Linked DNA regions of Mus musculus: regions 1 and 2 are each linked to region 3. The links are chromatin loops, found by intact Hi-C in ENCODE. Cell type or tissue: left cerebral cortex. All regions are shown on one strand.

The links. A loop is a pair of places that touch in the nucleus more often than their neighbours do. Peaks named below come from ENCODE experiments on the same cell type or tissue, not always from the same donor. Only the 100,000 strongest peaks of a DNase experiment are listed, where the experiment ranks them.
Region 1: a loop joins it to region 3, with 2.7 times the contacts of the local background. A loop is called at or near these places in 9 of 42 quality-filtered maps.
Region 2: it touches region 3 in a loop (3.0-fold over the local background); 2 of 42 quality-filtered maps call a loop at or near these places.

Annotation. Positions count from the first base shown.
Region 1 is chr5:5,263,347-5,271,346 of GRCm38, reverse strand. All of the region lies in intron 2 of Cdk14 (cyclin-dependent kinase 14), which reads left to right. Among named protein-coding and RNA genes, the nearest start is that of Gm30151, 100 kb to the left of the region's middle. In left cerebral cortex, a CTCF peak has its summit at 4,668 (motif pointing right); DNase peaks (open chromatin) are centred at 5,331, 5,714, 6,389, 7,465 and 1 more place; H3K4me3 peaks cover 3,308 bases; H3K27ac peaks cover 3,313 bases.
Region 2 is chr5:5,280,819-5,288,818 of GRCm38, reverse strand. All of the region lies in intron 2 of Cdk14 (cyclin-dependent kinase 14), which reads left to right. Among named protein-coding and RNA genes, the nearest start is that of Gm30151, 86 kb to the left of the region's middle. In left cerebral cortex, no CTCF peak of the experiment used is centred here; a DNase peak (open chromatin) is centred at 4,082.
Region 3 is chr5:5,478,616-5,486,615 of GRCm38, reverse strand. Pttg1ip2 (PTTG1IP family member 2) reads left to right here and starts at 7,473. Exons shown (of 7, transcript NM_001200025.1): 1 at 7,473-7,750. The coding sequence starts at 7,603. It overlaps Gm30325 (a long non-coding RNA gene), which reads right to left and starts at 7,449. Exons shown (of 5, transcript XR_868230.3): 1 at 7,347-7,449; 2 at 4,759-5,620; 3 at 674-1,279. In left cerebral cortex, a CTCF peak has its summit at 4,776 (motif pointing right); a DNase peak (open chromatin) is centred at 4,765.

The sequences.
Region 1 (8,000 bases), 220 kb after region 3:
CCAGGTGTACATACTTGGTGCATGACATCACAGCCAAAGCCATGTTTCCGCTGGTTTATAAGCAGGGGGACAATGTATGCATAGTTCATATATCACTCAAATCAATGGAAGGGTGCATGCATGTGTATACAGCAGGTATACAAAAAACTAACATATTTCAAAGCAAGTACAAGTCTGAAGTGATTAAGATTTGACAAAGGGAACAGAGACTGAGGTGCAAACCCACTGTCAGCAGGGAAATTGAGGAGGCAATGGATACAGGTGAGAAAGAAGGGGCTGAAGTCCAGGGAGCAGCAATACTGTGTCCCAAATGAGATTGCAGAAAGCAAGGTGAAAATAAGAAAGGCCTGATTCATTGCTGTAGTCTGCATCGACCTGTTTTTTTTTTTCATTAAATTCAGGGCTCTCCCCTTTTATGCAGGTTCTTGTGAGCCATCACCGCCTAACGTTCCTTGGTAGCAGCAGCTCCATCTTTGGACTTCCAATTTCCAGACTAGATCAATTTCATAACTGAAGATTTTTTTCACATGGACATATTTTTTTCAACACAGATTTGTTTTTAACCAAGAAACATGAATAAACCCATCACACCCAAACTCTGTTGACACTGTAAGTTACACAGATGTGGCAATACAAATCTGCCTATATTATTTTGGTGGTTTAGTAAAAAGATATGAAATCAACTTTTCAAAAATGATATTTGCACAACGTGTTTATTACAGTTCACTCCTCAGTTTAGAAAAGCTGAGTTATGGAATCAGCATAAATGTGGACCATCAATGAATGGAGAAAGAGGGAGTGGTGCGCAAACACAGAGGGACACCATTAGTCTTCATAACAAGGAAATTCTATCATTTCCAGCAGCGATGGAGCCAGAGAAAACTGCTTGAGGGAAGTAAGCCGGGCGCAGAAAGGAGAACACAAATTCTCAATTCTGACGCTCCCATAAACAGCACCAAGGGCTTAAGGATAGCTTGAGCTTAGCTACTGAATGACTCTTAAGTAGTTAAGCTCAGCGCCTTCAGAGTTGCAGTGTTTTGAGGAACTATTTTAACTAAATGACAGTTATCCGAATATGAAAGTTTGGGTGCTCAGTGCCATTGATGGAGAGCAGTTGAGCTGTAGAATTTTCAGGTTTACTCCAAGGTCAATGCTTAGGCCTGGTGAAGCAGCAGCAGCATTGGAGAAGCAGTCAGCTAACGACTGTAAATGCTCACTCAGAAACCTCCCCAGGGCGCTGGAGAAAGAGCCATCTCAAGTCAGGGAAGCATTTCGGGAGGTTAACTTCGGTTTCATTGCGGAGATGAATTTACATGGATGCCAGATTAAACTTTGTCAGTCTTTTTTCCCATTTTTTTTTACAAATCCAAATGAGATGTTTATTTATAAGAACTTTTATCCTTTTTTTTTCTCTCTGAATCTCAAAATGTTTTGTAGCCTCTACTGTGTCCCATTGAGGTTTCAGATACATGTCACTGTCCCTTGTAAAGATGTTCTTCATTCGTGAAAACAGTGACTAATTTACTGATGAGCCCCATGTCCCAGCACTGCCTTGACTGCTATTTTATGGCCAACTCTAAAGTTGTATTTATTGATACCATATTTTTCCCCTACAGTTCTCCGTGCTCCCTGCCCATTTTGACTCTGTACCCTCCCCCAGACTTTGTTTATACTCCTGTCACCAGCAGCTCTTCTGCAATTTATAAAGTGTCAGGAAGACCCAGGACTAACATAGAGAAGCCCCTGATTCTTGGGTGGTGGTGGTGGGGTTCTTGTGTGAAGATAAATAGAAGAACAAAGCAAATTAATGTGCAGAGCTAGGGCAGCAGGCTAGGGATGGAGAGGAAAGATTATGCTGAGGTAGTTGCTGAAGTCCAGTTAAGTAGAGCTAGGGCCAGCAGAGTGGGCCAGTGATTGGCAGGTCAGAACCGTGGTAGGGCAGAGAGAAGAGCAACGGTGAAGATGGCTGTAGCAGTTGTCAGCATTGAGGAAGTGGAAAATGGCTGGCTTGACTGAACAGGCTCAGTTCTGCACAGTCAGTGCGCCCAGCCCTGCCTGGAGCCCTTGCTCTTCAGGCCCAGCCAATGGCTGCCTGCCTGAGGAACAAATGGTTTATCTTCTAGTTTCAGGTGGACTGAGGCTGGTTGCAAGCATTTATCTCTGGCTTCATTTTCCTTTGATTTAGAAGTAGGTGGACTAGCACCTTGGTTCACCCCAGATATTAGGGGAATGAGTGAAGGCATGTAGCAAGCCGTGTGCTGTTGAGCATGAACGCACACATGCCTTTGCCAGAACACCTCTTCCTCTCCACCGGCCGCCTTTCCTTCGTATCCGTTGGTTGTTTATGCCCCCACTTTCTCCTTGTGATGTTAGAATTTCAGGACTAAACTTGAGCTCCCCCCATTTTACTGGGCCTCATGTCCAGTCCAGTCAATAGCAAGCATTGAAACACCTCTTTATCTGTCCACCCCCTAATTCCGTTGCCTTCTTTACGGTCTTGTCCAGAAATTTGTCCTTGCTTCCAGAATGTCTTCCCTTTCCTCCTTGTCCAGATTTATTTTCTATACCAGTTCCTTGTTAAAAACTGAAAAGCCCCACCTAGCCCACTATCTGTCTATAATTCCCTTAAGATGGACATTTTGAATCAAGGCAACCACCATTTCCCATGGGATAAAATGCCCGATTTCCTGGTACGCGACACACGACCATTTAAGCTCTACTGTTGAACCTTCTTGCTGCCACTGTGCTTGGCCATCGGCTCAGCCAGCTTCCGGCTGAGGCTTCACGTGGCTGCTCACGTGCTTTTCCCATCCAAGCAGAGCCCAGGCTCCTCAGATTTATGTTACTTACTCTAAAGAGTCTCCTGAGATACAGCAGGGAGCTTATGTCAAAAACTTACATCGCCAGGGATGCTTGGCGTCTGGGGCATGAGGATGAAATGTTTGAGGGCAGACATGGACCATTGAAGGCCATCCAGGGCTACATAATGAGACCTTCTGTTAGAAGAATAATAAGCATGTTTTATTACATTATTATAACTTGTTTTACTTATTTAGAATCATTTTCGGATAGCTTTTATAAGTGTTTGAAATCATTATCTGAAGTTTCTTTTTGAGTTAGATTTAGCCTAATCTACTTGCAAATTTAATTTTGGTATTTGATTATTACAGATAATTTCATGTCTTGCTTGCTATGCGTTTATATGTCTGTAATGTTAAGACATTAATATGACCTGTTATATGTCTCAGGTCCTTGTGAATAGTAGGCACTTTATTTGTCATCATTCCTTTAGTTCCTTGGATGTAGAGAATGTATGTAGCTGTTCACAGTGCTGTGTATACAAGTGCATGCTTGTGGAGTAAATAGAGAGGTGTTTTGTTTTGTTTTGTTTTGTTTTGTTTTGTTTTGTTTTGTTTTGTTATTTTTATGGTTTGTCGCATTAACCCTTTGCATACCACATTAGTTCACCCACAGTTTCAGGAAGAACAAACCATAAGAACTGTTGTGGCCAAGTGACTAAGCTGACATGGAACCTAAGCATTGAATTGTGGGAAGGAGTTTACCTAAGATAATTTTAGACCCAAAACATGGAGTTGGGAAAAATTGATGAGTTAGTTTAAGAATTAATCAATGTTTTTAGAGGCCTCGCTTTGTGTTACAGAGTAATGAAAAAAGCCGGTGATTGGCATGGTTTGTACTCAGAGCCTTAAAATGGGGACAGTAGCAATAATAAAAGAGCATTTTAGGATGTGACAGATAATTAAATCCTACATGATTCAGATTTGAAGCAGTGTTGGCTTTGCCAAAGAAGAGTTTGTGCATTGGAAGGATGAGCAACCCTATCGAGAATCTCAAGGCCTTAAAGATGTTTTGGACGACCACTACTCTTCAGGCACGTGGTTCACACAATTAAAATACTTTCTGATATTAGGGAAAAACTTGGGGTGGGCAGCTACCTTCATCAGAAAAGTGTTTGCCATGCAATACCAGAACCTGTGTAAAGCCTGGCATGGCAGCACATGAGGTTTTATTACCTTAGCTCTGGGGAAATGGTTTAGACCAGTGAGAAACTGAGGGGGAAAAAAAAAGGTGGACAGCTTCCGAGAAACAGCATCTGAACTTGACTTGTGGCTTGCCAAAGCATATTTATGCATACGCACCCCTCCCCCAAAAGTGTTTATTTCTTAGCTTTGATAAAGAAAAAAGCACATAATAGTTTTTATTTAAATGAAAATTTTATTTTTTTATATTTTATTTTTTCTTTCATGTTGCAGAAAAAAAATCAAGTTGATTATTTCTCAGGTGATATTTGGAGTGATGAGGATGACGTCTTATGAAGGAGAAGTGTTTCATTTGTATCCACTGGGCTGTGATGGGTGAATGGTCTCTTCCTCAGCCTCTGGCAACACACAGACTCAAGCCCAGCGCCTGGGGAGTACTGGCCACTCACCATTAGCACAGTAGTTACCGTCTCTCATTACTAAATTTACCATAAAATTGAATATTTATAATTATAGATTACCATGTTATTTTAAAATTTCTTCTGTAAGTTATTTTTCAGTTTTGCTGTACCTTACTCTAATTTTTGAACCATGGTGCTTCTCTTTCCAGGCATAGAAAATCCTAGTTCAAGTATGAGGGAGAGATCAGCCTCTCTCCTGTAGGGGGCGCTAAGAGAGTAGCAGTTAGTTTTCCTTTGCCACCCAGTACCCTCTGGCATGACTTGGCACAATTTACTTAAAGATTGCATGCCCTGGTTTGCAGGGTTTTGTTTTGTTTTGTTTGTTTGTTTTTTGGATTTTTGTTTTGTTTTGTTTTGTTTTTTGATGCTGTCATGGGTCCTAAGCCCATCAGTAATTCTTCAGGCTCATAATTATGCAACTGTCACTTTGGTTCAGTAAGTGCTACACCTGTGCAAAAAAAAAAAAAAAAAAAAAAAAATCTAACCTCCTGCATTTGGTGCATGGTAATTTTAGAGTCCTCATTATGCCTCATTTACATATGACAAACGTTATGCATATAGACACATCAAACCATTTCCCAAGCATTTGTAACATGAACGCTGGTAGCCTAAACTTGGCCTTCTCTAGGACCTCAGATGATGATTTAATGGCACTGTCACTCAGGATACTTTCTGGCTTTCTCTAGTGCCTTTAAAAATTGAATTGAGCAGGATAAAGTGCATCCCTTTGATTAAATGTTTTTCCTCATGTGCAATTACCGCGAGCTGTCTGCCTCCCGTTCTGTATGCTTTTGAAGCAGCACTGCATTGCAAATCAATATCTTTCTGGAGAGACAGGGTGTAGTGGATTGCCTGGACAGCATATGCGTGGTTCCTCTGGCTGCAATGCTGCTGCAGAGCCCGCTCACTCTGCCTTCCTGGGAACCCCACAGGCAAGTCCATCGTGTTTGGAGGAAGAAAAGAGATCATTCTAGGGAAAAAAAAAATTGACCTATTAAAGCTTTCAAGACCGACTGTTAGCATGTTCTTTGTGCTCTTCTGAAACGTTTTTTGTTTTGTTTTTTTGTTTTTTTGTTTTTTTGTTTTTGGTCTTGCTCCACTGAGATCAGCTTCTCTGGGTGATCTCTGGAATTTTTTGTGCTTCCCCCTTTCTTGGTTGTAGTACGGCCGTACCATTTCAGCTTGCTAGTGCAGAAAGATGTGAATTCAGTTGCTGTCTGAGGCTGGCTTGGTGCAAACACATTGCTAGAGATATGTTAAGGAGTTCCAGGTGAATCCGGCTCAAGAGAGACAACAGCATAAACGGTAAGACAGAGCATGCCTGAATCATAGCAAGGGCTTTAATTTGGAGCATCTCGGCAAGTCTGAATCCTGACTCACTCGTTTACAACTTGAAAAGGATTCATTCTGTGCATGTCATGCCACTCAGTCGATTCTATTTAACTGCCAAAACCAGCAGAGATTGATAATGGGGTATTTAAATTAAGGATCCGACGGGGTTACTCAGCGAATCCCCGGAGGCTCCCAAGGCTATTGCCTGGAGTTTGTAAACACCAGGAGCAGATAAGATGAAGAAAATGTTCAGTGACTGCTTCTTTGCCATAGCCGAGTCTGATTTCTTTGGAAACTAGTCTACCTTTTTTTTTTTTTTTATAGCTTAAAGAGATCTTGCATATGGTTTTGCCTGGCTATGCTTAGCTGAATGCCCTCTGAGTCAATCAACTGAAGGACGGGAGACCACTTTTCCTTTGGGTAAACTGATGTCTGTGAATTTAGCTGGATTGGGTCTGAGTAGAATTGATATCTCTACTATACTAGAAATCCGGGGCTGCTTCTCTGATCACCTTACCCCTTCTCCTCCTCGAGCCCTGACATGCACCTGCTTTGAGTGTGTGTTTCTGAGTAGAGGTCAGGGTGTTGCCACTTGGCATCTTTATACCTGTAATGGTTTTGCTCTCCTGCATAGAAGTGATAATTCTTCATGCAGTTCTGCTTGAAGTGCCAGCTAGCTCTACTAGTGGGCTGTTAGCATTATAGATGCTGATGGAGAACCCCTGCATACAAGAAAGGCTGGGCTAGTAGACAGGCTACACCAAAATGAGGCTTGCCTGTTCATGAAGAAGATGACAAGCAAGGTTGAAATATAAACCCTGACAGAGGATGAATATCTATTTACTTAATTAATTGGGGCATGGTATTAAGTAGCCAGGGGGGTTTGAAGTTGAAGGATATATTTTCATATTGTTTACATAAGAGACTAATACATTAGATGATCCTGTGAATTTGTCTGGGTCTACCTTTTATGTGGGTGCTAAATTTTAAGGGTGTCAGCATTTGATATTTTGCTTTAAAATATTTTACTTTGTATGTTTGAACTTAGGAATTAACTTGAAATGTGAATGTTGTAGTGAGTGAATATTAGTTGACCAGATTTTCAATAACTTGCATATTGATCAGAAAGTAGTTTTTATATAATTTTGTGATACAAAAAAGTAAGAAAGACTACTTCATTACCTTATAAGTTAATCGAGAAAAACATAGATGGAATCTAAGATTTATAGTAAGTGACTTATTGGAGGAGGAGCCTCTGTACTTATTAAAAATTAAGCATAAAACTGGGCTTTGATTTCTAGGAATGAATATTTGGATTTTGTTCAAAGGAGAGTTGGAATTTTCTTGTATTTCGATCAGTCGTTTATTATTCTCTAAAAAGGAAAGAGAAATATAAACTGGTGTTTTATATCTAAGTCTGTTGAGATGAGTCTGTTTTCTGTCTTCTGAGAGTGCTATGTTCTAGCTATTTATATTTCTACCTTCACTTTGTGTACACTGCGAGGTTTTTGTTTTTTGTTTCTTTTTCATCTCACAACAGGAGGAATGGAATATCTGCAAAACGTGATGTTTAAAAAGGGGGCTAGTGGTGTGGTGATGCGACATATATTTTAAAACCACACTTGTCTTCATCATGCAGGCATTCAGTGTCTCTGTATAAGATGCTGGGAGACATACTTGCAGCAGTAGAGAGGAGCGGCCAGAAGCTTAGGTATAGTAATACTACCTCACAAGAAGTAAATTTGGAACGTTCTAGATGGTGGAATGGCGGCTCAGGAGAGCCTGTTTTATTGTAGGCAGTCACTCACATGCAAGCCTTGGTGGAGAGTCTACTTGGTGACAATGATGAATGGAACAGGTTTATCTGGTTTCTGCCCTCGTGGATCTTAGAATCTTGTTTTTAAAAGATATTTTGAAGAAAAACAATCTGTGGGGAGTGTTTGCTTTTCCATTTTGGTAACTGTGAGAGAGACACTGTATGCTTTGATTTTTTTAAAACTGTGTTTAAAATACACATTATACAGAATTTGCCAAACCTACCATTTTTAAATTTATAGTCTAGTGGCATTATTATGTATATTCAGTGTTTTGTGGTAAATAATTACCCCTATCCATGTCCAGAACTTCTTCATCATTCCAAGTCATTAAATATTTCTACCATTCTCCCTTCCCTTCACCCCTGACAACCTTGGTTCTACTTTCTATG
Region 2 (8,000 bases), 200 kb after region 3:
TTAGAAAGTAAGGCATAAAAATAAAACCAAATAATTTGTAAGTTATAAATATGAACAGTATTGTCTTGGTCCTCAGCTTACATTTAAGTACTCTGTATTGTGATTTTTTTAAATAATTTTAAAATTTTATTTTATATGCATTGGCGTATGTCTGCCTGAGAGTGTCAGCTCCCCCGTAACTGAAGTTACATACAGTTGTGAGCAGGCATGTGGTTGCTGGGAATTGAACCCAGGTCCTTTGAAAGTGCAGCCAGTATTCCTAACTGCTGACCCATCTCTTCAGCCCCTGTACTTTAGTTTTTAAAAAAATTTTCATCATGATTACCCAAAGCCATTTTTTAAACTGTAAAATGTACTCACATTTGGCTACATGCAGCCTAGTGATTTTTAGACCATTCATAAATGTCACTTGGCATGTGTTTATCTCTGTTCTGATCTGTGAGGATATAGCAATGGGAAAACCAGATGAAAGGCCCTGTCCCCGAGGAACTTAGCTGTGGAGAGAGGCAGGCAGTAAGCACCCAGGTTTCACAGAAGGGACACTTCTATAGACATGAGGCCTACATATACATAGACATAGGGTATTCATATAACTGGGGCATTAGTGTTTTCAGCAACAGTAAGGGGCCACTTGGAGTGGAACCGAGTGAGAGAGGGGGAACTCGTAGGGATGGAGTCAGAAGTGTATCCTACCTTGTACAGATTACAGGCTGCTACAAAGTGGCATTTACTGTGGAGACAGGAACTGTGGGATGCTGGACTAAAGCCTTCCCCTTTAAGAAGATGGTCACCCTAAGAAGTAAGCAGCCAGAGCCTGAGACCCACTAGACCCTTCTCCCCTCCCTCTGCCACACTAAGGGGTTGTTTAGAGGCCTCTGGGCTGTGGCTTCACTGCTCCTCATGTGCTGTCTTCAGCACTGCCTGCCTCCTCCATGGTCTTTGACAACTGTGCTACCCTAGACTAAACCACATGGTCCAAGACTTGCTTCTGGCCCTGGAAACTTACAGAAAGCCGCCAGAGGCTACCTAAGACCTCACCATGGCCACGAGGCTCCTTCTCTTACTAAAGCTCATTCCTGCAGGGCAGTTACGTGTCAGCTCCTTTCATGAGTCACCCAACTGCTGGCCTTCCATTTCCATAGCTAGCAAAGAAGTTTAGGCTTGGGGTTTTGACACAGGGTCTCTGTAGCTTTGGTTGTCCTTGTACCCAAGATCCTCCTGCCTCAGCCTCTTGCAGGCTAGTGAACATTTGTGAGTTGGTGGTGAGATGTCCAGACCCAGGTTCAGTTCCCAGCACCCACATGGCCACTCACAGCTGTCTGTAGTTTCAGTTCCAGGGGACTCACCAGCTTCTTCTGGTCTCTGAGGGCAGCAGACACACACATGGCTCATATGCACACATGCAGAGGAAACACTCACACTAAACTAAATTTGAGTAGAGTGAAGCGGCTTCATGTCTGTTTCAAAAGGACACTTTATCAGTTATGTGGGAAAATGACCGAAATAGCAGGAAACTAGGTGAGATGCTTCTGAGGGAGTCTTCAAGGGGAATCTTGCTGATGTCATCATGCCTGACTAGGAAGAGTCCTGGAGATCCTGAGAAATGGTTGGAGTTGTTATTTTGTGACCAGACTCAGTGACTGAAAATCCAAAGCATGGGAGGGTGAGTCAATTTCAGGGTTGTTTTTGGGTAGTTGAAAAGTGATTCTGGTGCATATGAGTTCAGGGTCAATACCACGTGTGTGTCACACTTAAAGATCTGCAAAGGAGAGATAAAGGCAACATGGTGTGCATTTCATGTTTAGACTTGGTTTAAAGATGTGTTTTATTGCAAATACTTGAAGAGTTGCTCTGACTGCCCACCGTATGGTGCTGATACACCTGACAAGTCTTATGGAGGTCAAGAACCTACCTTTTGTTTTTATTGCTTCAGCTTTTTGACAGATACACACAGATATTCTACTATCTGTTTATCTTGTAATGACTTAACTTCATGTACAGTCCATGTTGAACGACCATGTGTTTATTTGAAAATGATGTCATAATTACCCAAATATGTTTTGAGGAGCTTTTCAAAGGTTGATTAAAAAACTTGATGTTCCAGGGTACGACAATACCAGGGTGGGGGCTTCTACTTCTCAGAGGAGAAGTGGAGAAGGAAATGGGGGAGGAGCTGTGTGAGGGGGGACTGGGAGGAGAGATGGATGATATTGGGATGTTAAATGAGTAAATAAATTAATGAAAAAAATAGCCTTATAAGCCACTTTATCTGTCACTTTAAATTCATGAACTTTGTTTGGGCACATGGTACATATATTCTTCAGAGCCAACAGGTATACTATAGTACACTGCTGTTGTTTTTAACATTTGTATCCAGCTTGACTTGGTACATATATTCTTCAGAGCCAACAGGTATACTGTAGCACACTGCTTTTCTCTTTAACATTTGTTTCCAGCTTGACTTAGTAGCTTACATGTGCTCATTTGCCTGTGTTCTCATCTGTCCTCTCTTGGAAATCATTCCTGTCGCAGAGTGCAGTAGGTGCTTCTGTCCCACAGAACCTGCTTTTCTGGATCCAGGCTCCTGGTTTCACTTGGTCTTAGCCCCGAAGCTCTCCCATTCCCTTGCTGTCCCCTCAGCCTGACCACTTGTTTCAGCATGACCTCACACCTCTTGCTTTCTAACTTTATTTCTAGGAAGGATCTCACTCTGCAGCCTATGCTGACCTCAGACTCCTCCTGCCCAGGTCTCCCAAGTGTCATGACACAAGCATGAGTCACCAACTCTGGCCTACTTTCTTATTTCGAAGAATTAGTTAACCAGTGACTTCGAGAGAAGAGCAACAGGGAGACTTTCTGTTCCTTGGGCCTTGTTATTGCCCTGATTTCTTTTTTTACATTCAGTTGGTATGTTGGCCACATACAGAATTATAGCTGAAATAATTGTCCCCAAAGAATTTTAAAATCATCACCCTGTTGTTTTTCTGGTCCCTGTATGCATTGTCTTTTCCTTTTCTCTTCCCTTTGGTATTTTGAGGCAGGGTCTCATTAGATATCGCAGGATAGCCTTGGACATGCAGCTTTCCCGCCTTGGCCTCCTGAATGCTGGGGTTTAGGTGTGTGGCACGATGGTGTGTGGCACCATGGGGTGTGGCACCATGGCTAGCTGTTTTCTTACTATTAAAGCATTGTTCTGTTCGGTGTAATGTCTGTTATATGTCGTCTCCCTTTTCTGTATGTTGTTTGTGCATGTTTGCTGCTGTTCCGAAGTGCGTGACTTGCATGATTATCGTATACTATCCAGTGTGTGAGGATAAGTCTTGACATGCTCTTAGATTAGCCCTTTACCATGAGCAAGGTTGATTAACAAGTTGCTTTCCTTTAGGGTAATGACACAGCAAACAAAATGCTTTCCAAAAGATTCAATTGTTTTTGGAGACATCTTTCTCTAGGATAGGAAAGTCTAATGGGTTAGATCAGGCCCTGGGAATGTGAGCAGATCAAGGGAGTTGAAGAGAGGTTCTAGTGAGCACAGTATTCAGTCCTTTGAATTTAGTGCTGTGTTTCCAGTTTCCAAGGGCATAGATGTCAGTATCTTCAGATGACAAATAGCCTAGGTACACTGGGACAGAATGGCAGGCAGGGGCCTGCACCTTTCACTGTGACCTAAGGAGATCGCGCAGCTCTGCAGCTTCAGCCAAAACTTCCTATTTTCCCTCCGTTTTCCAACCTGTCTGGATTTGGTGCAGACCTTAGCTCCCATGTCAGCGGCTCCCCACGAGCTTCCTCTACTCAGCCACACCAGTAATTGCACCTTCAACACTGTTGAAACGTTTCTCTCTTGGTCTGGGTTCTGGTGACTTTAGATCGTGTTTTGATAGAAGAGGAGAAAAAAGGTCTGTGGCCAAGCTGTCATGTGAAAACAGATGTCTCAGTCCTTACATGCGGGCTTTTGTGTTTTGTTTTAAAGATTTGTATTTTATTATTTTAGCTTATGTGTGTGCTTGTGGATATGCACATGGGAGGGCAGGTGCCAGTAGAGGCGAGAAGAGGGCGTCAGATCCTCGGGAGCTGAAGTTGTAGGTGGTTGTGAGCTGCCCTGATGTGTACATTTGGAACAGAGCCTGGTTTCTTGATCACTGAGCCATCCCAGCATCACTATTTGGGATTTTATTTTAGCTTTCTGTGCTGTAAGAATTTCACATTTCTGCCTTGAAATTATTTGTAGAATGAGGCCGAGTCTAAAACCTTCAAAAGTTCCTTTTGAAGGAATGTGCTTCTTGTAGGTAAGGAAACCATCTCGCTGTCATTGCAAAAATCTCTGCATACAGTCAGCATTATTCATATTTTATATAATAAACGCCATTTATGTACATGTATAAATGTTTATTCTGTGGCAAAACACTGTTCTGGAACTTCAGAAAAATCAAATGTATTCTTATCACAGTATTCAGTAGTTAGTGCTGTCATGATGATTTCCATTTTCTAGCCAGGGGTAAAGGTACTTGCTTGGGGTTGACCATCTGGAAGGTGATATATATGTCAGGATATGAACCCAGACAGTCTAGCCTCAGCATTGTCTATGACCTGTGTAACTGTGACTAATACTAATTAAGACCAGGATGACAATGTTGACTTTGTGTCAATATATAAGTCATAAAGTTTTTCCAGTTTCTTTCCTTCACCATGGTAGACATTAAAAAGCTTGCAGAACAAGTACAAGATTATGAACAAAACGCCTCTGAAAGAAGGAACTATTGAATGTCTTAGTACTGGTGCAATAAAAATGACAAATTAGGAATCTTATCAAGCCGTATAAGTCCCTTAAATGCTCCACGTGACTGTATATGTTCCATCCGGGATGGTAGGCGTTCTGAGCAGATAACACCCAGCAGTTTTGCTGCTTTGATTTCAGGAGTCATGGACACAGGTCTCCCTCTCACACTGCTGACGTTGTCTGGTTGTCCTCAAAGCAGACATAGACCAACTTTGTTACCTGGTGGATTTTTACCCTTTCTATAGCTGTACAGCTGCACAGAAGGAAGAAACTGTGGTGCTTCAAGTATATCAGAGACATTCTAGTGATCAGTCTCTGCAACCCTTCTCTTTGTAATCATCCCCATTGTGTAGGGTAGAACGGACTGGGCACATTTTTAGAGTGACTAGCATAAGATAAATATTGATGGCTTCCACTTACAACTGCTGTTTTCTTTGTGAGGTGTTAAGGCATTAAACTTTACTAGATAGCCCAGTGATTGGGTCTCATTTAGATTTGTTGCTCAGTAGATAAATACCAGAATTCCCCAATTTTTATCTACATGGGAGCAGAGAGTCTTCTAGGCTAAAAGATGACATAGGTGATACAACCCCTTCATTAGAAGGTAAGATTATACTGAATGGAGAACTGTAGATACTGTAACCTCAGAGCTCAGATGTGACTCCTGGAAAGTCCTCACTTGTCTGCAGCCAGCCCAGAGTCTCAGCATGTGTTTTGAAGGAACACACGATACAGACGCATAGGCACCAGAATTTGAGTCACAGTATAGAATTTCAGTGTGGTTCATTAAGATCTGAGGTGCTTTTAGGAAAATGGTGCTTTCTGGTCAACCTTCAAATTCAGAATCCCGAGAGGCTTGGTGCATTAGGCAGCAGCATGGACTACAAGGGATGCTTTCACCCGACTCGTGCCTGACTTCCAGCTCTGCCTCTTGTGCTATGACATTGGCTACACTGCTTCACAACTCTAAATGTCACTTTACCCTTACTGATTGGCTGCCATGACGGTGCTCATTTCTTTGAATAACAAGTGGAATTAAGTGGGCTACTGCAAATGAGCCTTTAGTAATGACTAGCATTTCATGTTTGTCTCCCACCAATACTCACAGGAATATTGGTTTGATTTCACTGACTCATCCACAGCATCTCTTCATGATGCTAGATCAGTTGTTTAGCTTTGCCCACGCCCCTCACTGCTAAGCCCCCTTCAGTGCCCTCCATTGTGTTCTGTATAGCCATTTTTTGAAACCTGGAACTGAAGAACATGTGTTCTTGGGGACTCCTTGGTGAGAGTTGTTCAGGTGTAAGCCCCAGGTGCTTGTTTTCCACTGCAGGTTTGGGTCCCTGTTCTTGGAGAAGGGGCGTGGCCGCTCTTGCTTTATCTTCTGATACCAGGAAGTCAGTCCCTGATCAGTTGTAATCTCAGGCCCCCACCCGTGATCACCAGCTCCTGAGTCTGGGCAGTTTGTATTCATGGAAAACACTTTATAGCTAGCGAACTAGACTGGACTTGCTTTTATTGAATCTCAGTCGGATGCCTTTTTCATTTATATATGTTACAGGTTTACTGTAGGTTGGGAGTTTACTGGAATGTGATAGGCCATTGTGGATCTGTATCTAAACATCTCCAGTGTGTCTATGTATCAGATTCTTAGCATTAGAGAATTTGGGAAGAAGCCTAGCAATCAGCAGCAGCATCACTGTTGATGGCTTCTCGGGGAGAACTCCTTACCAGGAGGGCTTATCATGCATACATGTACTTGTATTGTCTTTGTTTCAGTTGTGTGAAAGAACTCCAAAGTCAGACATCTGATTCCTTACAAATACAAACCCAGGCCTCATTTGCCAGCTTAGAGCATCGTTTATCTTTTTCATTATATTTTGCATAGGGGTCATCACATATTTCTGATGAAAAAGACAAAACAAACCAAAACAAAAACAAAAAACAAAAAACAAAAACAAAAAACAAAAAACAAACCAAAACAAAAACACCCCCCCCCCCCAAAAAAAAAACCAAAAAAAAAACAAACCTACTTTAAATTGGAGCTATTTTGTCTGAGAACCAGAAACTACTTTTCCCCTAGGGAGAAGTGTTTTGCCAACAGAGTTCTATAGTTTGTGGTATGAAACCATTTTTCCTGTTCTAGAAAAGATGCATAAAAATGTGAAGTGCATGAATGGAAGAATTGTACTTTTAGCCTGAATGTAAAAACCCAGATTCCCTTTTTGTGCTTGCTGTTATAGGAAACATTTCAGATTTTGTACATATTTGCTAGCTCTCCCTGTTTTTTTTTTTTTTTTCTTCCCATTTTGAGATGGCTGTGTTGTGTGTGCTTCCCAAAGGTATTTAAAATGTGACTACTTCTGTTGAATATAAATATTGAGGTCAATGTCTAAAGGTCGTTTTTAAATTTTAAAACATCTACACTCCTTCGTACTTAAATATTTATTGAACAGAAGTTGCATAAGGCACTAGTGGGGGACTCCTGACCCTGGGTTGTGATGCCAACAAAGCTTTGAAAGAAGCACTCCAAGGTTAGTGCACATGAGATATGTGCTCCTTGATCAGACACCTTGGGACTTTCATCATTGTTATATAAGGATATTTATTTATTTATTTATTTATTTTTTATTTATTACGTATTTTCCTCAATTACATTTCCAATGCTATCCCAAAAGTCCCCCATACCCTCCCCCCACTCTCCTACCCACTCATTCCCATTTTTTGGCCCTGGCATTCCCCTGTACTGGGGCATATAAAGTTTGTCTGTCCGATGGGCCTGTCTTTCCAGTGATGGCCGACTAGGCCATCTTTTGATACATATGTAGCTAGAGTCAAGAGCTCCGGGGTATTGGTTAGTTCATAATGTTGTTCCACCTATAGGGTTGCAGATCCCTTTAGCTCCTTGGATACTTTCTCTAGCTCCTTCATTGGGGGCCCGGTGCTACATCCAATAGCTGACTGTGAGCATCCACTTCTGTGTTTGCTAGGCCCTGGCATAGTCTCTCAAGAGACAGCTATATCTGGGTCCTTTCAGCAAAATCTTGCTAGTGTATGCAATGGTGTCAGTGTTTGGAAGCTGATTATGGGGTGGATCCCTAGATATGGCAGTCTCTAGATGGACCATCCTTTTGTCACAGCTCCAAACTTTGTCTCTGTAACTCCTTCCATGGGTGTTTTGTTCCCAATTCTAAGAAGGGGCACAGTGTCCACACTTTGGTCT
Region 3 (8,000 bases):
TGGGGATGTCATCCCATTTCCCTAAGAATGGGAAAGCCACTGCTTCCAGGGTGTCCTTTCTTGTGTTGAATTGACATCATTAAAGGACATTGTCCCCAAACTCTCAGAAATAGAAAACATTCCGCAATAAATCTGTCACATGGGGTCCTTTGGATACAAACAACAAAGCCTGAAGAAAATTCTGGAAATATTCTGAGAAGCTGAAAGGACTCAGGGGGGAAAAAAACAAAAACACTGAAGAATCAGACCTCAAGAAAGCAAGCTTGGGGCTGGAAAGGCAGCTTAGCGATTAAGAGCACTGTCTGTTCTTCCAGAGGTTGTTCAATCCCCAGCAACCATATAGTGGCTCACAACCACCTATAATGCGATCTGGTGCCCTCTTCCGGCATTCAGGTGTGCATGCAGACAGAGTACTTATATACATACAATAAATAAATCTAAAAATAAAAAGCCAAGCCTCTGTAGTCATAAAAAAAAAAAAAAAAAAAAAAGCTCTGGGGATCTTGGTGAAAGGAACAGACAATCTCCTCAGAGAGCAGCCTCCTGTCAACTCTAACCCCCTATCTCTCACTCTACCCCAGGATCTGGATAGAGAAATACTGTTTTCCAAGGGGGGAGTTGTGATGTTGTATTGAGACAAAGTCTCATGTAGCGTAGGAGGCCTTGAACTTACTCTGAAGCTACATGAGGTTGAACTCCTGATCCTTTTGTCTCCATCTCTCCAGTGCTGGTATTGTAGTCACATGACACCACATCCCACTGGACTTACTGATTGGTGCCAAGAGGCCTCTCCTTCATATATATGTTGATGGCTTGGCTCAAGGAAGAAATCATGACTGTCACTAGCTTCTGGAACTGTGTGTAGTGAGCAAAGGCAGGCTAGCCCAGAAGAAGCCAGGGCTTTCTTGTTCAAGATCAGAAAGATCTGCCGTTGAGAACACAGCTTGTGCTCAATTCTCCTACTATGCATTTTCATCAAGAGTTAATTTAGCCATCGCCTGACAGAACCTCCCCACATAATACCAAAAAGATCTAGGAGCCTTGAAAGAGACCAGAGTAAAAACAAACTCCAAGGAGGCACCAGGCTAGCATCGTGGATGTCAGCTGTCTAAATCACCCTGTCTCATTACTGCATCACGTAAGGCCAAGACTTTGCAAACTTGATGGGAATCTATTCACTGAGCTCTTCTTCCTGTCCTTTGTTTGACTGTGAAACCGAGGCATCGTGGAACATCCTTCCTACTCGGTTTTGCTTCTTTGCTGCTTCTGTTGACAGTGTCTGGAAACAAGAAAAACGTGCAGGCTATAGCTAGGCACCCACTTCAAATCCTGATTCTACTACCTTTCTTCTGGTTGGCATTATCCTTCTGATTACCCTTTACAGTGTCAGATGTTCTATAGTCTTCCTTCTAGATAAGATTAACTCCACTCTGTGTTAGAAATCAATTGAGGAGAAAATCCTTAAGATTAGATTTCTCTCAAATTTCTAACACAAGTCTAAATTCTGGGATACAGCTTCCTAACACCTTTTTACTAAGACAACTCACATTTTCCCATGCTGTGAATTCTCTCTCTTGTAACAAGGAGCAAACCTCACTGTTCAAGTACAGAGGAGACCCCAGTAGTCTTTAGCCCAAGAGTATTGGTGACAATTTTGGGTATTAAATGAGTGACTGTAAAGTCACTGTTCCCACCACTTAGCAAAAACAGGACGTGAGTCAGATTTTTACAAAGTGTATTGCTTGATCATTTTTTTCATTTCATAGGGCTAAGGTCAGCTCCGAGAGTTCAATCCTGCTCAGCACCTGCCGGGAGTTGCTGCCATTCCTTTAAGGAGTGCTTTTTAACTAGTCTTGCATGGCAAAAGTTCCCTGATGGATTTTGATTTTTAAGGAATGAAATAAACACATCCATTATCCTACATCTTCCGTTTAAAACCACATCTGTGTGAACCCAACACCTGCATGCAAATGTGTGTATTTAACAAGGTGAGAGAGCCCGGGATTTACTAAATTCGTGAGATTTGACTTCAGTTCAAGGACAGGAGATTCAGAGTCATTGGGAGACAGACCTCTGGGCATGCATGTGTTAGATTATCCTTAATAATTAACTATGTTAATTGAGATGGAAAAGAGACCCACCCACTGTGGATGGTACCATTCCCAGAGACTTGGACTAGATAGGAAAAATAAAATGAGCTAGCACAAGCTTTCATCATTCGCTGTTTCTCAAGGACAGATGACCAGCGCTGACCACACCCCTGCTGCTGTGCCTTCCCCAGAATGATGGACTGTAAGCTCAAACTGGGAGCCAAATTCACATTTTCTGCTGAGGTTTCTTTTGCCAGGCAGGGCATTCTTGTCAGCTGCAGGTAAAGTAAGACAATCACATACCAGACTAACAGTATTATGTGATTTTTGTATGTGTGTATGTAGACAGAATTTGCAGTGACTATTTTTCAAAACATTTTGAAGTTAGAGAAGAAATTGTGTAGCAGACATACAAGTAATTTTGAAGAAGATGCCATTCTCCGGTGGAATTTGAGCCAGATTTAAGACTGAAACAAAGATTTAATTTAAAAATTCTCTGCCAAAGACATGACCTTCATCTTTTTTCCCCCATGAGATGTCTTTTAGAGCCTGCCTGCAAAACAAATCCAACTCCCATGAGAATGTAAATCAAGTTAGGGTATGAAATAACATATGCTACTTACTGGCTTCACACAAGTCAGAGAGTGGAGTTTAGGTTGCAATAAACTTCAGGATACCCAAGAAGACCTTTTATTTCAAGGCCTGAGATGATTAAATGATGAAAAATGCTCTTTAATAATTAAACGTGCCATCTGTACAAGGCAGTGTGACCTTTCACCCACAGTCTCTCACACTGCTCTAGAATTTCTGCAGTTGGCACATATGCTATCAGAAACCCGTTGATATTCTTCCTTTGAAATACTAGAGGAGTGGACTTAAGGCAGCTGTTTTTGGGCTGCCAGGTTTCATTGAAATGTGGGCTTTAAATGCCCTTGCTTGTCGTTTTGAGTTAACATACCTTAATCACAAATCTCACCATAATATAATTCAGCCGATGCCTGAAACTCAATATAGTGGAACATTTGCTGAATCGTGCACTTAGCAACACTCGTCCGTCAGAATGTATGTGCTTTCCACTGAAACGCCTTTCCATGCTATATATGCACGCCCAGAAATGCCTTGTAGATTATAAACATTCCTTTTTCTCTAACAACAGAGTACCAACAATTTCCATTATTCTCCCCCACCCTTCTGAGGAATGTCCAAGGACTGTGACATTTGGAGAGAGAACTAACTGCTCCAGGGTTTAGAGATTGACAATACTACTAAAATATTGATGTGATCCTGTCATTCTGTCAACATGGTAATTAGACAGTCATGATGAGGATCCTTGTCTGATTGTCTTAAATGTCCGATCAGGCACCTTCTACAGGTATAGTACCTTTACAATGGTCAGAGGAAAGGGAAGGACATTAGTCACTGCAAGCGTAGTTTTTCTGTCTTTAGGAGAAGAGATGTAGGCACTGACTATAACAATACCCACTGATTAAGCTGTAAGCAGATGGGGTACTGTTTATCTGCTGTCCTTTGACAGGCTATTTATTTAAAAGTTCAGCTGTCTGGCCACATTTGAATGCAGTTGGGGTTGATCTTACTGCTGCCTTTAGAGATAAAGGTGACTTTCACTTCCATTTATAGCCTTTGTTGTGAATGTTTAGCCAGGTTAGAGATAAATATAGTAGACTATTTTTAAAATATGCTATATACTTTATGTTCAAAAAGACACACTGGGGGGGGGAAGAGTCATAGAAAATGGTATTCATATTTGTTCCTCACATAAACCAACAACCAGGATCTAGGAGAATTTACCTTGTATCTTTTGTTGATATATGTATCATTCAAAATTGGAATGCTGGCATGTTGAACTCAAGATAGAAAGTCACCGAGCATTCATACTTAACACAGGCTGCATTAAGCCTTCCCTCCAGCAAGACGCTAAACTGAAGTCAGAAAATGAGAGTCTATTCATTCTTTCATTTATTTAAAAATACTTTTGATTTCCTCTGTAACGAGGTACAGGAGTATCACCATCACAGATGAGATATTTGATAACTTAATCTTAGGTTAATATAGGTATCAGACATGTAAAGTAAATATGCACAATATGAGGTGATTTTCATCTGTTTATAGGAATGGGTCTGGTTATGTTGGTAAAGTGCTGGTTAACTCTCCAAATCCACCCTCCATCCCTCCCTGCCCTGCCTTGTCCTTCGCAGAGGTACTGCCCAAGTTTCTTTGCCTCTCTGGCATGGGTTAAGAATGGAGGGGAGAGAGAGAGAGAGAGAGAGAGAGAGAGGGAGAGAGATTGTGATATATGTCCCCCTCCTACTCTATCAAACAAACGAATTTCTGCAGCCTTGAGACCACAGCTCTCATTCAGCGAGCAGCGGCTGTTTCTGATCCAGCGTTCTGTGTAGTCCCTGCTGATGGTATCTGGTAGCATCTTGCCTTCACTCTAACCCCTAAGTGCATCACTGTCCTTTGTTCTTGTAACTTCAGCCACACCTCTGCATTTTGTCCCTTTATTTAAGCATTCTAATGAATTCTTCAACTTGGCTCTGCACTGAGGCAGAGGGGTAAGGAACAGCAAAGAGTAACAGAGATATTACATCACCCTTACCCTCCCATCCTCTCCATGGTCCCCAACAAACTAAACTAAAAAACACACCATTACTGTTGCTACCAACAGGTGGCAGTAGTTGTCACACGTTGAAATTTATGGACAGGATTTCTTCTGTTTGTTGGCTATTTCCACCTTTTGGAAATATTGACTCTGTACCTGATCAATGCAAAAATCTAAAAAAGTGCCTGGGAACTACTTTAATGGGCACACATTTGCTTTTGACTATGGCAAGATCAGGGGTTACTTCTGAAGCAGGGAAGAGAGAGGAAGCAGGGTTTGTACAAGCACGAGGAATGATTTTGTGGGGCGGGGACCAGGAATAATTTTGAAAGACAAAGAATACGCTGATCAAAAAAAAAAAAAAAAAAAAAAAGAACCAGTAAGCTGAATGACAACAGGGAAACCCTTCAAACTGTGACAAACTATGAGGGAGTGAATGGGTTCCCTCCATATTCATGTGCTGAAGTCCTATCCCCCGTATTACAGTTTAGAAACAGGGACTTCGAGGATCAAATTATGGCTAAATGTGATCATAAAAGTGGATCCAAAGCTATGAATACTTCCGTCCTTATGGGAAGAAAAGCTGCCAGGGGCTTGCATGCCCCGAGAGAAGCTACCAGGAGATGTGAGAAAAGCTCCAGGAAGGCGCCACTCGAGAAACTTAGAGAAGCCCCAGCAGAGGCCAACCTTGCCTCCGTTTTGATCTTAGATGTATAACCTCTAGAACTATAACCATTCTGTGTTCAAGTCAACCAATCTGTGCTTTCTCCTTTAAAGCACCCTCCCAGACTACAGTTACCAGTTAACCATCACTCAGAGTGAGGCTAAGTAGTGTTGGCGAACACAGCACCACGTCCCAGAACTCTTCCAGCAGTGTTTGTGTTAGTTTGGGTCCTCGAAGAGTCATCTGCCAAAATACATGCAGGTTATCCATTAGGGCACTGTTGGAAAAGATGAAAAGGGAAGGGCCAGAGAAGGCATGGAGAACCTTTAAACCCTCGTACAGCACTAACACCTGTGAAGCAGAGAAGACAGAAGTGTTGGTTGGCAGGGGTTCAGAACACCTCACAGTTCCAAGAAAGTTTCAGAGAGATTTATGGGTAGTCTGTAAGCCAAAATCTCCCACTCCTATTAGCATCCCTACAGTGTTTAGTCTTGACTGAGCCATTTGCAGGAAGCACAGCATGCGGATGAATACAGCGCAGGAGTCTGCGTCACAACAGCTGAGCTCACCACGCACGTGTGCTTTGATCTGGGCATTCACGGCCCGATTCTATGTCATGGTGGCTTTTAGCAGATCAAATCCTTCCAAGTCTGAAACCAGAGGAGACATGCATCCTTGCTCCAGCCTTCTGTAAAAGCTCTAAGAGTGTCTTAAATTGGATACACTTAGAATCATTTGCCCAGGCCTGAGCGAGGAAGAACTCAACGCCTGGAGTCTCCCAGTTCTAACATTTCAGGTTCTGCTTCCATGTCAGGAGCTGCACCATAAGAGCCAATGAGCAGCAAGAAGCACACTTCCTGAGATGACGGAAGGGTGTGTGTGTGTGTGTGTGTGTGTGTGTATGTATGTATGTATGTATGTATGTATGTATGTGTATGTATGTAGCAGCTAACTCCAGTTGCTTTCCAAAGGCACTAGCAATTCACAGTTGTGCCAAAGGTGGCTTGCCCCACATGTCCAGCAGCAGGGTTAGTTTCCTTTGTAAACGGTTGCCCACCCGATGAACACAGCATCACAGTTCATTACTACTCTTTTTTTTTTTTTGTACTAGCTATGATTTTTTCCCCTCGGGATTTATTTCCTACTTGGACTTTACTTTTCTATAAATGGGCTCTTGATATCCCTGCTCATTTTCTCATTTTGCATTTGTGTCTCCCCTGCTTGTGAGAACACATTTCATATTACAGCAAACAGTGCTCTGTTTCATGTCTGCCTAATAGACAAGGAAAAAACCGAATTCTTGATCATGTCTTTCCTCCTTTCTTACGGGTCAATAGTAGATACTTCATTAGTAAGTCACAATATAGATCATAAATATGTGAGGAATATGGGAAACCATTCCATCATCCATTTTTAAAAACAAACAGAATGGTCATTGCTGAAGGACACATTGCCATCGTCTCCCATCACTTAGCGTTCACTCTCCATGCTCACACGGAGTCAGGAGTGCTCCAGGCCCAGTCGTTCTGGATCAACCTCCCCCAATGCCTGCCTTGTCCTTTAATTGTGTACAATTATTATATATCTGAAAGTTCATTTTTTTAAAACATAGATTTACCTTAAAGGGGAAAGTTTATATCCTTGTCATTGTATATTTTAACTACTAAAAGATTATGAAAATAAGAGGTTCATCTGTATACTACCTAAAACACACCATATGTTGACCAACTGCATTAGAACACACCAACTGTCCCAGCCAAGTCAAGGGCAGGACTAGAAGTTTTCAGACAGTGAGTTTCACAGCCTCCTGTGTACCACACCGAGCAGGGTAAGATCGTAGAGATTCATTTATATCTGAGGCATGCTATCCTGAATGGCAAACCACTTTATATATTATGGACATTGGAAATTAGAACTTAGTCCTTTCATCAAAAATCAACAATATGTCAGAAAAACAAAACAAACAAACCAAGTAGGCTTTGAGGGCAGAGAAAGAGACCTTGATCAAGTCCAGCGGACAAACTGCACGTGGTATTCAGGGCTTGAGACTAGTGCACACCCGGAGTGTGATCTTGAAGTTCTTATTCTAGCCAGAACATTCTAAGATTCTGCTAATTATGCTGGCATGAAAGGGTCAGAACAGGAGGGCCCAGCGCCCAGGGCTGGGCAGGTTCCCTGAGCAGGATTATCCTGTCTAGTCCGGTACCCAAAGGGGGAGAGGAGCCATGTGCTGGCTGAGGGCATGGAGCCACATCCTCCTGCCCGTTTTCCTCTCTGTAGCTCTCATCCAGCTGATTTTCAACTTATCTGACCATAAGACTAAAACCCACCATCACTGGAAGCGGAAAATCGAAGCAAAATACGTTGAAAAGGGTGAGTGACTTGTGAAATCAGGCACAGTGCTATGGCTGTACCCCACTGGCTTTTTGGTTGGGGTATCCTGACTGGCTCAATTGTCCGTTTCAAAATTTGCCTTTTGGTGGTGGTGGTAAGACATGTTTAAGGGAGCTTTATGTTTTGGGGGAAATCTTGTTAATATTGGACTTGTTCTTCCTTTTACTACCTAAACTGTATTGATGAGAGCTGGAGGTATAAACTGGCTACCCGTTTTAATATAAAAAGA